Regions from separate parts of the Homo sapiens genome. Here region 1 is linked to region 2. Evidence: chromatin contacts called from ENCODE Hi-C or POLR2A ChIA-PET data. All regions are on one chromosome and are shown on one strand. The core of a region is the stretch at or near the end of the contact, and the rest is flanking DNA. Distances in the headings are between cores, read along the strand shown. Region 1 overlaps SLC12A7 (solute carrier family 12 member 7). Region 2 overlaps SLC12A7 (solute carrier family 12 member 7).

What was found. Hi-C counts contacts between places; a loop is a spot of excess contacts on that map. ChIA-PET counts read pairs that join two places held with the same protein, here RNA polymerase II (POLR2A). Pooled maps may share reads with other maps.
Region 1: a loop to region 2 is called in a map of heart right ventricle, with 2.3 times the contacts of the local background. The contact joins two enhancer-like sites. A Hi-C loop is called at or near these places in 9 of 168 maps with a recorded cell type or tissue (HepG2, KBM-7, Right ventricle myocardium inferior and 5 more) and 3 of 50 pooled maps. POLR2A ChIA-PET finds 5 or more read pairs at or near these places in 6 of 52 experiments (H1, HEK293T, K562 and 3 more).

Annotation. Positions count from the first base shown.
Region 1 is chr5:1,089,748-1,095,365 of GRCh38, reverse strand. SLC12A7 (solute carrier family 12 member 7) reads left to right here. Exons shown (of 24, transcript NM_006598.3): 2 at 1,118-1,212; 3 at 1,711-1,833. Among named protein-coding and RNA genes, the nearest start is that of SLC12A7, 20 kb to the left of the region's middle. Within about 2 kb of position 1,850, at least 3 of the 41 ENCODE cell types and tissues checked have a DNase peak (open chromatin) inside an H3K27ac peak, as active enhancers do; they include heart right ventricle, where a contact is called at or near this core.
Region 2 is chr5:1,047,712-1,054,173 of GRCh38, reverse strand. It overlaps SLC12A7 (solute carrier family 12 member 7), which reads left to right. Exons shown (of 24, transcript NM_006598.3): 23 at 692-825; 24 at 1,723-3,790. The coding sequence ends at 1,814. Among named protein-coding and RNA genes, the nearest start is that of MIR4635, 12 kb to the left of the region's middle. Within about 2 kb of position 1,358, at least 4 of the 41 ENCODE cell types and tissues checked have a DNase peak (open chromatin) inside an H3K27ac peak, as active enhancers do; they include heart right ventricle, where a contact is called at or near this core.

The DNA of each region.
Region 1 (5,618 bases), core at 601-3,100, 41 kb before region 2:
TGACCATGGGCTGCTCAGGGGTCCCGGGCAGGCTGTGGTCTCTGCAGTGGCCTGTGCCGAGTTCCTTGTGTTGCTGTGACAGTCCCCCAGGTCAGGTGATTCATGAACACAGAAACTTCTCAGAGTTCTTGAGGCTGAAAGTCTTAGACCAAGGCCTGGGCAGGTTTGGGGTCTGGCGAGGGCCCTAGGTTCCCTGCCGTGTCCTCCCATGGAGGGTGGGAGGGCGACAGCTCTGCTGCTGAGGCCTGGGGGTAGGGACTTTCATCCCCTTCCACACCTCACCACCTCCTACGGGCCCCACCTCCTACCGGCCCCGCCTCCTACCGGCCCCCCGCCTCCTACCGCCCCCACCTCCTACCGACCCTATCTTCTAACACCGTCACATGGGCCATCGGGCCTCAACCTGCCAGGGAGCCTCAAGTCCTCCTCCCCACCAATTCCCTTGCTCATGCTCTCGGGCAGCTGCTAGGATTACCCCCTGGTTCGAAGCCTGGGCTCAGCCCCATGGAGGGGTCGCCGGCCCAGCCTTCCTGAAAGACTCAGGAGGGGCTCATTTACCTAGAGAGCCTGTGGGCGGCGTCCTCAACAGGGAACAGTGGGAAGTCCTCTGTGTCCCTCCGAAATGGCGGATTAAGCAGCAAGGCTAGGAGGTGCCACCCCGACTTTTAAGAGTGAGAATTTTGCCCACATTTGGCTGAATGAGAGATTTTCAACGCCAGAGGGAGGTACCCTTGCCCTGGGCTGAACAGCTCACTTGCCGAGGCTTTCAGGGGCTTTGTCTTCAATGATGATGTGTGTGGGGGATAGCGTATGCCCTGGAGCTAGCGTGTGTTCTGGGGATAGCTTGTGTCCTAGGGATAGCTTGTGTTCTGGGGATAGCTTGCGCATTGGGGCTAGCATGTGTCCTGGGACTAGCGTGCACCCTGGGAAATGCCCCTTTCTTTGGAACACAGATGTGTGGAAGGAAGGAGAGTGTGTGAGAAGTATCACCCTTAGCCATGGTTTAGAGGTGACAGCTGGTGGGGACCAGAGCCCTCCGTGCAAGATCTGTAGTTGGCCTTCTGTGCTTGCTTTTAGTTCCTTCTAAGCTGACTCTGAATTGTTTTTCCCTCACTAGGAGATGGAAATCCAAGAGAAAACAGCCCATTCCTCAACAATGTCGAGGTGGAACAAGAGAGCTTCTTTGAAGGGAAGAACATGGCACTTTTCGAGGTAACTTTACTTTTTAGAAGAAGAAGGTGCCAGGGCCGTTGCTTTGATGTGGAAAAGTAAAGGAGCCCCTGGGGGCCCCCAGGCCGGGGCCTCCCACAGGACTGGACACCACGTGGAAGGAACTGGGGCCTCCCTGTCCTGAAGGCTGTGGCGGGGGCCCAGTCCCGCACTTGAGCTGGGACGTGCTCCTCGGCTGGTGCCTTCTGGGCTCCTTCCTGGATCTAGGGTGCTCCGGCCCCACGGGAACCCCTCTGAGCTGCTGAGTGCTGGACACCCTGGGGTCCCTGCCATGGGTGGGTGGCCCCACTCAGTGAGGCCTGGAGCCCTGGCCTCGGACTCAGACCTGCCACACAGGTGTCCAGGCCTCTCTGGCTTGCTTCAGACCCAGGGGCTGAGGACCCGGGGAGGGCCTGAGCTCCACACCCTGAACACGGGGAGGGAGGTCGGGGGGCCCACGGCGAGGTGCGGGCCGCCTGTGACCATGTCCACGCCGCGCAGGAGGAGATGGACAGTAACCCCATGGTGTCCTCGCTGCTCAACAAGCTGGCCAACTACACCAACCTGAGCCAGGGCGTGGTGGAGCACGAGGAGGACGAGGAGAGCCGGCGGCGGGAGGCCAAGGTACTGCCACCCTGCCCGTGCCCGCCCAGTCCCCGCCCCGTGTGTCCCGGCAGGGTTAGATCACGCCGGCAAGGCAGTTGCTTGTCAGAAGAGCTGCCCTGAGCTCTGGTATCATGGCCACGTCCAGCCCTTTCTTCCTGGGAGGGCTCGATGGTGCCTGCCCTGCAGCTCCTGTCCAGGCCTCTTCCCTCTCCACCGTCCGGGGAAGCGTGACACCCCCATGCATCTGGGTGGCCGGGTTCCCTGTCGAGAAATGAACTTGGGGTGTTTTGTTCGTTCTGCGGGAGCGGCCCCATCCCCTGCTGTGGAGAGGAGTCTGAATGGTGCCGAGAGGCCGGGACGTGGCCCCTTCCAGAGGGTGCTGTGGCCTCGGTGCTCCCAGGGGCCGCCCTCCTTTTCATTTCCTGTCCAGGACACTTAGCCTGGTAGCATTTTCCCTGCAGTTTTATTCCCTGAGGATTTGTTTCCAGGAATCCGTCCTAGGAAACGAGGGGGGTGCAGTGGGGAAAGGTTTCCCTTGAGTGGTTTCTGTGGGTGACGAGGTGTGGAAACCCCTTGAGCATCCTCGGGAGGGTTCTGCCGTCCTGTACAGACGGGTTGCCTGAGAGCCACCCTGAGGCCTGAGGCCCTGAGGTGACGCTCACAGGCGAGAAAGACCCTGGACCCGTGTTGGGGGAGATCTTAGGTCCTCGCTGTGGGGGTGCGGCGGGTGGCTCAGTTTCTTCTCAACTCCCTCTGCTTTTTAAATCTTCTTTCAAATATGTCTGTGTTGCTCTAGAATAAGATACAAAAAACAAAAAAAAATAATCCACCGGAAGAAACCAAGCAGCGCAGGCCCTGCTCTGAAGCCGGGCGACGGCCTCCCCCAGTCTTGACACAAAATTGTCATTTCCCGAGTCAGCCCCGAGCCTGTGCCCCCCTCCTTCGGCAGACAGCTAAGGGCATACGTTGGCTTTTTAGGGTGATTTTTAAATTCCCCTATTATTTTCCTTAACTTTCTAACTCTAAAAATACCATCAGGAGATCCCTATCTTCTCAGAAGGGAGGGTTTTGTAGTGCCAGGTAGAGGCCAGTGAGCAGGAAGGAAGGAGGTGCTGAGCCAGGCGCCCCCAGGTCCAGGGAGGGTGGGCCCCCCTGCTGCGTGTGACCTCCACCAAGTGGGGCGTCCGTCGGCCGGCTCCTTGCCCTCCCCTGCATCCTCCCAGCCTGGGCTCTGCGCTTTGCGTCGACGCCACCCCTGAGTGCCTCCTGCCAGCGTCCAGTGTTCTGCTGACCTGGGTCCCACACAGCAGTCGGGAAGTCAGGCCGCTCAAGATGTCTCTTTCCTTCCTTTTACTGTAAACACAGCGGAATTAATACTGCATTTCCAAAATACTTGAAGACATTTGGTTTTGTTTTTGAGAAGCCTCAATCTGGGGTTGAAGTAACCGGAGACGAGGGACGTGACCGTGAGACCACCTTGGGGTGGGGCCTGGCCTGATGAGGGCCCTCAGCCCTGGCTGTTGTCCCAGGACAGGGTAGTGGCCTCTTCAGAAGCTGCATCTCTGGACCTCTTTCTGGTTCCCCTGCTGGGTCCTTCCCGGCTCGGGGAGCTTGTGGCCGCCCCCCCTGTCTGTAGCTCGGCCAGCCCTTGGGGTGGGACCATCACTGCTGCACGTGGACGCTGCGGAATTGGGTGTTGCCAGGCTCAGCACTCAGCACCTTTCTGCACGTGGATGGTGTGGAACTGGGCATTGCCGGGCTCAGCACTCAGCACCTTTCTGCACGTGGACGCTGCGGAACTGGGTATTGCCGTGCCGCACGTGGACGCCGCGGAATTGGGTGGTGGTGTGCCGGGCTCAGCACTCAGTACCTTTCCGCACGTGGACGCTGTGGAACTGGGTATTGCCGGGCTCAGCACTCAGCACCTTTCTGGGGTTTCACGCATGCTGGGCACTACCTTGAGGCCTCATGGGCTCAGGCTGGTACTCTGGCACCAAAACTCAGGAGCCACAGGCCTTCCCTGTCTGTCCGCCTGTGTGCTGGAGTTTGTGTCCTAGGGAGATGTTGGCTTTCTCCAGGGAGCAGGTGTCTTCCCACGGGCCTGGTCCGAGTGCTCCGGGAACAGGCTTTAGCTCCAGCTCGGCTGGGCTCAGGCACCACTGGCCTGGACATCCAGCTCCAACCCCTCTGCCTGATGGAGCCCAGCCTGCCATGAGGTGCCCATAGAGAGCACACCCCAGCTTCTCTCACCCTACTTGGTACTGAGACATGACTGAAACGTCCAGGCAGGTGTGTTTGTTCATGGCACACTGTGGGCCAGGGCCCAGGAGGTTCCCACCTGGAAGGCTCTCCCTGGCCCTCCCTGGCAACCCTACCCCCAGGCTGGTGGCTCTCAGGCCTCTGTCCCTCAGGGACAATATGCAGGTACCCCAGGCTGATGCTGCCTGCGTTTCAGTCGTGGAGGGACCAGGGCCCGTGACCCCAGCAGGCCTGTTGTTTGACGGTGGCGGGTTTCAGTTGGCAGTGACTCCTTCGGCTCCCTTAGGGGACCGTGGCTCGGCCCCTGGGGTGGAAGGGCAGGGGCCGCCCCTGGTCCTCTTTGCCAGGCTCAGAGGCTCATCCCCAGCAGACCTGCTCCCATTGAGGAGCCTTTTCAAGGGCCCAGGCATCTCCAGCCTCCCGCGCCTGAAATTGGGTCAGGTTGAGCCTTAAAAGTTGCCTTTAGGCGCGAACCAAGAGGCCAAGGCCGGCCATGCCCTTCCGTGAGGAGTCAGGATCCCCCGCCTTTGGCCGAGAACCAGCTTCTGACTCGCCTGTCACGGGGCTGCGGGATTTGAGGCTGAGCCTGGAGGGCAGGGGCCCCTGTGTGGACCGCGTCTCTGCCTGGAGCTCTGCCTGTCGGCTCCTGCGTTAGCTGAAGCCTCGCTGGGAAGTCACAGCAACAATTGTCCCTGGAGCCTTGCTGTCACCTCTGCCCTGGGCTCTCAGTTTTATCCAATGAGAATGTCCCAAAGCCGGTTCTCCACCATCCGCCACCGCTTCTCTCGTTTGCACCAAGAACAAAGCATACCCAGATTTGGAGGGCCCAGCAGCGGCCCCCAGCCCCGTCACCCTCTCCTCTCCAGGGCCCCCGTCAGAAGCAAGTCGCTCCCCTGTTGCTTCCCACCTAGGGCTCAGGGAACCAAGTGAATCCCCCAGGCTCTCAGATCCAGGGCTTCCCACGCTCCGAGCTGCTCTTACATTATTTTTCCCAGGGTCCTAAAGTTGGTGGAGCCCTAGAGCCCTGCCCTGGCCCCAGCCTTGGCCAGTCTGTGGGAGGCGTTCCGGCACGGTGACCCCAGAAGCCACCCTGTTTGCTTTTGTGATGTGGTGTTCAGCGTGCTCTCCCTGGGAGCTGCCCCTCACCTGGTCCCCTGTTCCCATCCTCCCCAGGCCTGGGCTGTGTGAACCCCAGGATCGAAGCCCCGCACGGGGCCTGTTCTGATCCACATTGTGGCCACTGTTCACAGGAAGTGTCTTCAAATAAAACCTTCCCCCTTTTCCGTATTGACCTTGAGACGTTTTCCTGTTAAAACGTCACCTTGTGCTGGCACCAGCCGTCCTCCAGGTCTGAGCCACGTGCCTCTGCTCATGGCGGGAGTGGGGCTGAGCAGGCAGTGGGGATGGAGCTGAAACTTCTACCCCAGCCTGGCCCGTCCCGAGTGGAGCTGGGGAGCTGCCTGGCAGGCGCTGGCCTGCTCCTGGCTGTGCTGCTGACCCTTGCCCATGTGGGTTTTCTCAGGGCACAGGGTGTGTCCCCCTCT
Region 2 (6,462 bases), core at 109-2,608:
TTGGCCAGACAGGGGCAGGGTGGGCCGTAGGAGGGGACCCAGTAGTGGCCACTGAGGGCCTGTGCCTCCAGCTGAGTCCTCGGCATACCCTGTCCTTGTCAGGCCTGGGAGCTTCAGCAGCAACGGCTGCACAGGCCGGTGTGGGGGACTCTGGGCCTTTCCTTCCTGAGCTTCCGGCCCCTTGGACCCAGTTGTATCAGGACCCTCGGAGAGGAGGCCATGTGTGCCCAGCCTGACGGGTCTGTGTTTGGCAGTGTCTGACGTGGGGTTTAGGGGCGATGATGTAGATGTCAAGAGAAGCGTGTCAGCCTTGAAGGCGTCAGGCACATGGGCCACCCAGACGGCTTCCACTGTTCTGCCTGCTTTGCAGATGTAGATGTAGTTAGGAAAGCGCTTGCGGTTTGTGTTGTGTGACTGTAGCCCTTAGAAGCTTGGCAGCCTTAGTGGGCTGAGTTCTAGGTCCCTGGAGGCCAAAGCATCCCGCTGCTGAACGCCCGCCCTGGCTGCAGTCAGCGCCTTTCGCTCGGAGCCGCCACTTCTGCATCCTTCAGGGTCAGAGAATCCGCCTGATCCTGACTCACACAGCCCTTTCCAACACGTGTGAATGCAGCTCATCAGGGCTCAGCTCAGCCTCGTGTCCGGAGCGTGGGGTGCACCCGCCGCCCGCTGACCGTGCCCACCTCCCCTGCAGGGACCAGTCCAACGTCAGGCGGATGCACACGGCTGTGAAGCTCAATGGCGTCGTCCTCAACAAGTCCCAGGATGCGCAGCTGGTCCTGCTCAACATGCCAGGTCCTCCCAAAAACCGGCAGGGAGACGAGAACTGTATCCTTTCTTGCAGTGTGCCTGCTGAGCGTGCGGGCACCCCCTGGTGGCTTCTCGCTAAGACCTGGGTTTGTGGGTGCTGGGAGTGAGGCTGGCTTCCCGCCTCTCCTTCAGCCCCAGGCTCTGGGAGCTACGACCGGGATGCAGTGGGGCTCTGAGCCCAGTGGTGACCGGGCCAGAGTTGGGGCCAGCCCTGGCATTGGTGTGGGGGAGGGAGGGCCCGCCTACAGTACCAGCCCCACTGTCCCCAGGTGCTCAGGGCTGCCCTGGGGCTGGGAGGCTCCCTGTCATGCATCCCCACAGCAGCTGTGCATTCTGGGACCTCCGCTGGGGCTCAGCCCCACCCTGCGCCGACAACGGTGGGAGGTGAGGAGCCCAGCTCTCGGCTTTAAGGCCACAATTGGTCGCAGCTTTGGGAATTTGTGCTTTGGAAGGAGAACTCCGCAGTGCATCTGGGCGTATTGGCACAGACAGGGTGACGCCTGGCACATCCCTGCCAGGTTGGCACCAAGAACTGGGGCCAGTGAGGGCATGTCCTCCATGCGTCCTGATCGGAATCCGTGGCCCAGGTCCCCTGTAGGCTGGTGAGGACCCAGTCCCGTGGCTGGGGTTCCCTGTCGGGTGGGGTCAGCACCGTGGGCTGTGTCGCTGTCTCTGCTCGTCCTCCCTGTGGCCACGGTGCTCCCTCTCTTTCCCGAGCACTGGCCCCTCTCTCCCCTGCCCTGCTCCTCCCCGCCTGGGGGGTCTCTCTAATCCCCACCTCTCTTTTCACCTTGGCTCTGGGTTTCTCAAACCAAATCTTAGCTAACCAGGAGAGGATAAACCTCACTCCTATCACGATTTCAGCTACACACGCTCAGGTAAGATCAGCTGTGGCCTTAACTCTGTTGACCACAGACATGGAGTTTCTTGAAGTCCTGACCGAGGGGCTGAACAGAGTCCTCCTGGTCAGGGGTGGCGGCCGGGAGGTGATCACCATCTACTCCTAATGCCCAACAGCATCACGGCACTCTGGGACAGGCACGGAGGACGGCGTGGGCAGCCTGGGCCTGGGCTTGGCCCAGGGAAACAGACGGCAGACACACCTGTCCCCCAGTGATGCCGCCCAAGCTGCCCATGGGGCTTCCTACGGAAGTTTCTAGGCCCGTCACCTAGGGCTCTCCTGTTCAGCCTTAACAGGCTCAGCAAATCAGGGCGTGGCTGGACGATTTCCTTGCATCTGAGGGCAGACGCTGCTACCGGAGTGACCTGGACGTGGCCAGATCTTCTCGCAGGTCACAAGAAGCCAGTGAGCCCTTGCCTTGGTTTCTGGAAGTTCTTTTCCTTGGCTGGATTTACCCAGTGGTTAGGTTGCATTTCTACCCCATCCAGAACATTCTTGGAAGAGCACCCGGAGCTGAAGCTGTCCCTGATGATGAAGGTGAAACGTCAGCCCTGGCCATGGCTCCGCTCAGGGCCCCGGTCACCTCCGAGTCACTCTGTTCCTTGACTGTCTTTGTGTTTCTGTACCTCAAGGCACTGAAGCTGGAGGACTCTGTCCATGCCCGTGTCACCCTCGTGTGGGAGCCTCTGGGCTCGGCAGGTCCACATTTCATGAGCTGAGGCGTGGGCCAGGGCCATCTGGAAAGGGAACTCGGCTTTTCCAGAACGTGGTGGATCATCTGTCGGGTGTGTGGTGAACACGTTCAGTTCATCAGGGCCTACGCTCCGGGAAGGGGCCCCCAGCTGTGGCTCTGCCATGCCGGGCTGTGTTTGCAGCTGTCCGAGTCTCCATCCACCTTTAGAAAACCAGCCACTTCTTTTCATAAGCACTGACAGGGCCCAGCCCACAGCCACAGGTGCGATCAGTGCCTCACGCAGGCAAATGCACTGAAACCCAGGGGCACACGCGCGCAGAGTGAACAGTGAGTTCCCCCGACAGCCCACGACAGCCAGGACTGCCCTCCCCACCCCACCCCACCCCAGGAGCACGGCACACAGTTCAGCCTCTGAGCTGGCTCACACGTGCCATCCCCACCCCGGTGCTCCAGGGAAGGAGGACACGGACCCGACGTGGGAGGTCCTCAGGCAGCAGTGGCGCCTGGTGTCAGGTCTGTCTGGCTGAGTCCCGGGCGTCCCCTGCCATGGCCTGTGCCTTGCATGGAGGCGGCGGTGGCACTGAAGAGATAGCTTTCAAGGGCCCAACACTTTGCACTTCGGCTGGCTGTGAGTTTCTGCTTTGTAGGTTGTGGTCACATTTGCAGGCTGCGGGCAGTGGCACCGACTTGGGCCTCCCTTTCTATGTGGCATATTTATTTATTTAAACACCCCAGGGAGTTACGTGGTAACAAGGTTGTCCATAAAGAGGTTGCTTCTATATACTAGAGGCCCCAGATGGCCAGGCCTTGGGCTACGTCTGGCTTGCATGGTCTCCCAAGGGAATCAGCCCCATCAACAAAGTTCAAATCGGGGCAGAGGCTGCACTTGTGCCCCCAGATGTTTCTGAGGAGCCAGACTAGGGCTGGCATTGCTGTAGAGTGACGGCTGCTGCCCAGAGCGTGTCCCAGACATCACAGCGGGGCTCAGCAGTTCCCACAGCCTCTGCCTGCCTTGGCTAAGCATGAGTTAAGCAGCAAAACGCTCCTCCATGTCTGGATGGGGCCGGCAGGTCCTGTGTCCCCTGCACCTGGAGGAGAGCAGGCTAGAGGCACAGCGGCCACATGGTGCTGGCTCTGAACGTTGGTTGGTGGCTGGAAAACAGCCCTGCTTCTGAGGGCCGCTCAGTTCTGCACACGAAACCACCTCCTGAGGGCTCAGCTCTGCCCCCGCCCTGGGCTGCAGCCTCTGCACGCAAGCACCAGGCATCCTTTGTGTTGTCAACTCCGTGTAACCAGTAACTACAGCCATTTACAATTGACTCCGTTTCCTTTTGTAGGTTTCCCTGTCTGTCTGTGTTAGTAGAAAAATAAAATCCTATGAAATCTGAGTACGTTGAAGAATCTCTTGAGTCTCATTCAGCATGAAAGACAGCTGGAGAAAATGTACTGGCCGCCCCTTTTCTAGCAGGAGCGTCAGGGCTGACCAGCCACAGCCAACTCAGGTGGCTGAAGAGTGACCATATGAATTGGACGAGGGCTTCCAAATCATGTCATCGGCTTGGAAATGACCTTACCCCAAACTTCCTAGTGCTGTGTGTTGAAGTGACCCAATCTCTGTATTTCTGAGACAGTCTCTGTTGCCTAGGCTGGAATGCAGTGGCGTCACCTCAGCTCACTGCAACCTCCGCCTCCCAGGTTCAAGCTATTTTCCTGCCTCAGCCTCCCGAATAGCTGGGATCACAGGCGTGTACCACCACGCCCAGCTAATTTTTGTATTTTAGTAGAGATGGGGTTTCACCATGTTGGCCAGGCTGGTCTCGAACTGACCTCAAGTGATCTGCCTGCCTCAGCCTCCTAAAGTGCTGGGATTACAGGTATGAGCCACCATGCCCGGCCATTCGATTTATAATTTAATTTATATAAGGATGGAGGCACCAGAGAGTCCGCCATGAGTGGGGACAGCGTGTTCTAACTCGTGAGATGCCAACTCACACCTGTGATGGTCACAGCCAAAACCAGAGAATCGCGGGGAGGACGTGCGGAATCGGACCCCTCTTGCAGGGTTGTAGCTGCACGGGAAGGGCCTGTGGTTCCTGAAAGTGTGAGAGACAGAGCCGCCCCTTCCCCGGCAGGTCCACTCCTGGTGTGTGGCACAGCCTCAGGAACGGGTGCACGCAAGTTCACAGCAGCCAAAATGGATGCAGCCCGAGAACATGCTGAGTCCATGTGGGCCGTGCCTGCTGCAGGCCTCTCAGCTAGAACCAGGAGCCAAGCTTGGAAGCCTCACGCTCGGGAGGAAGCTAGACACAAAGGGTCTCACGCTGTGGGACTGCACTTAACACGAAATGCCAGAGTGGGCCAGGCACAGAGGCAGGGGGTGCACTGGCGGGTGCTGGGGGTGGGTCAAGGGGAATGGGGGGAGATGGGGGATGGGGGGAGGCTGCTTACAGGGTATGGATTTCTTTTTGGGTGAAAATGTTCCGAAATGGCTGTGGTGAAGCTTATGTGACTGAACATGCTGGAACACTGCCTCGTGCACGACGAAGGGCGAATTGTGTGTGTGAAGCTGCCGGGCACCGTGTCCAGTGGGCCTGACACATGGTGGACAGGAAGGGACACGGCACAGGAGGGTGGCGGGTCCTGCTCTGGCTCTCGGGTCACAGGAGAGTGACCGTGAGAGCAGCGTCGTCCTCGGACCCCCGAGGGGTGAGTGCTGGCTGCACCCAGGCATCCACACCCGGGACTCAGAGCACGGGAGCGGCCGGCTGGGGTGGGCCTACTGTCCTGAGGGCCAGATGCTCACAAATTCCAGCAGGGAGGTTTGGAGACCCACTGATGCCTACACATCTGGGACCAGGGCCCAGCCAGAAACCCCTAGGTGTCCCCTTCCCTGGGACCCCAAAAACCAGGCTGCTTCCTAGCCTTGGCCGGTGCTTCCCAAGGAGCAAGAACTCGGCTAGAGCAGTCACCCACTCATTCACACACTTAACTCGCCCATTCACACGCTAACTCGCCCACTCATTCACACACTAACTTGCCCACTCGTTCACACACTAACCCACTCATTCACAAACCCACCCACTCATTCACACACTAATCCACTCACACACTAACCCACTCATTCACACACTAACCCACTTGTTCACACACCCACTCAACTCACCCACCCATTCACACACTAACTTGCCCACTCATACACTAACTCACCCACTCATTCACACACTTACCCACTCATTCGCACACTCATTCACTAACCCACCCACTCGTTCACACACCCTCATTCACACACTAACGCCCACTCGTTCACACATTCACCAACTCATTCACACATTAACCCACTGACACACACTAGCCCATTCACTAACCCATTCACACACTAACCCACTCGTTCACACACCCATTCACAAACTCGCCCACTCGTTCACACACCCACTCATTCACACACTAACCCACCCACTCATTCACGCACTAACCCACTCATTCACACACCAACTCACCCACTCATTCACACACACCCGCTCATTCACAAACCCACTCGTTCACACACCCACTCACACTAAATCCCTCATTCACACACTAACCCACTCATTCACACACTCACCCACTCGTTCACACACCCATTCACACAACTCATCCACTCATTCACACACCCATTCACAAACTCGCCCATTCGTTCACACACCCCCTCATTCACACACCCTCATTCACACACTAACACACTCACACTAACCCATTCACACACTAACCCACTCGTTCACACACCCATTCACACACTCATCCACACAATAACCCACCCATTCATGCACTAACCCATTCACACACCAACTCACCCAGTCACACACTAACCCACTCATTCACATACTAACCCACTCGTTCACACACCCACTCACACACTAACTCCCTCACACACTAACCCACTCACTCATTCACACAATAACCCACCCACTCATTCACACACTAACCCACTCATTCACACACCAACTCACCCATTCACACACTAACACACACTAACCCACTCGTTCACACACCCACAAACTCCATTCACACACTAACCCACTCA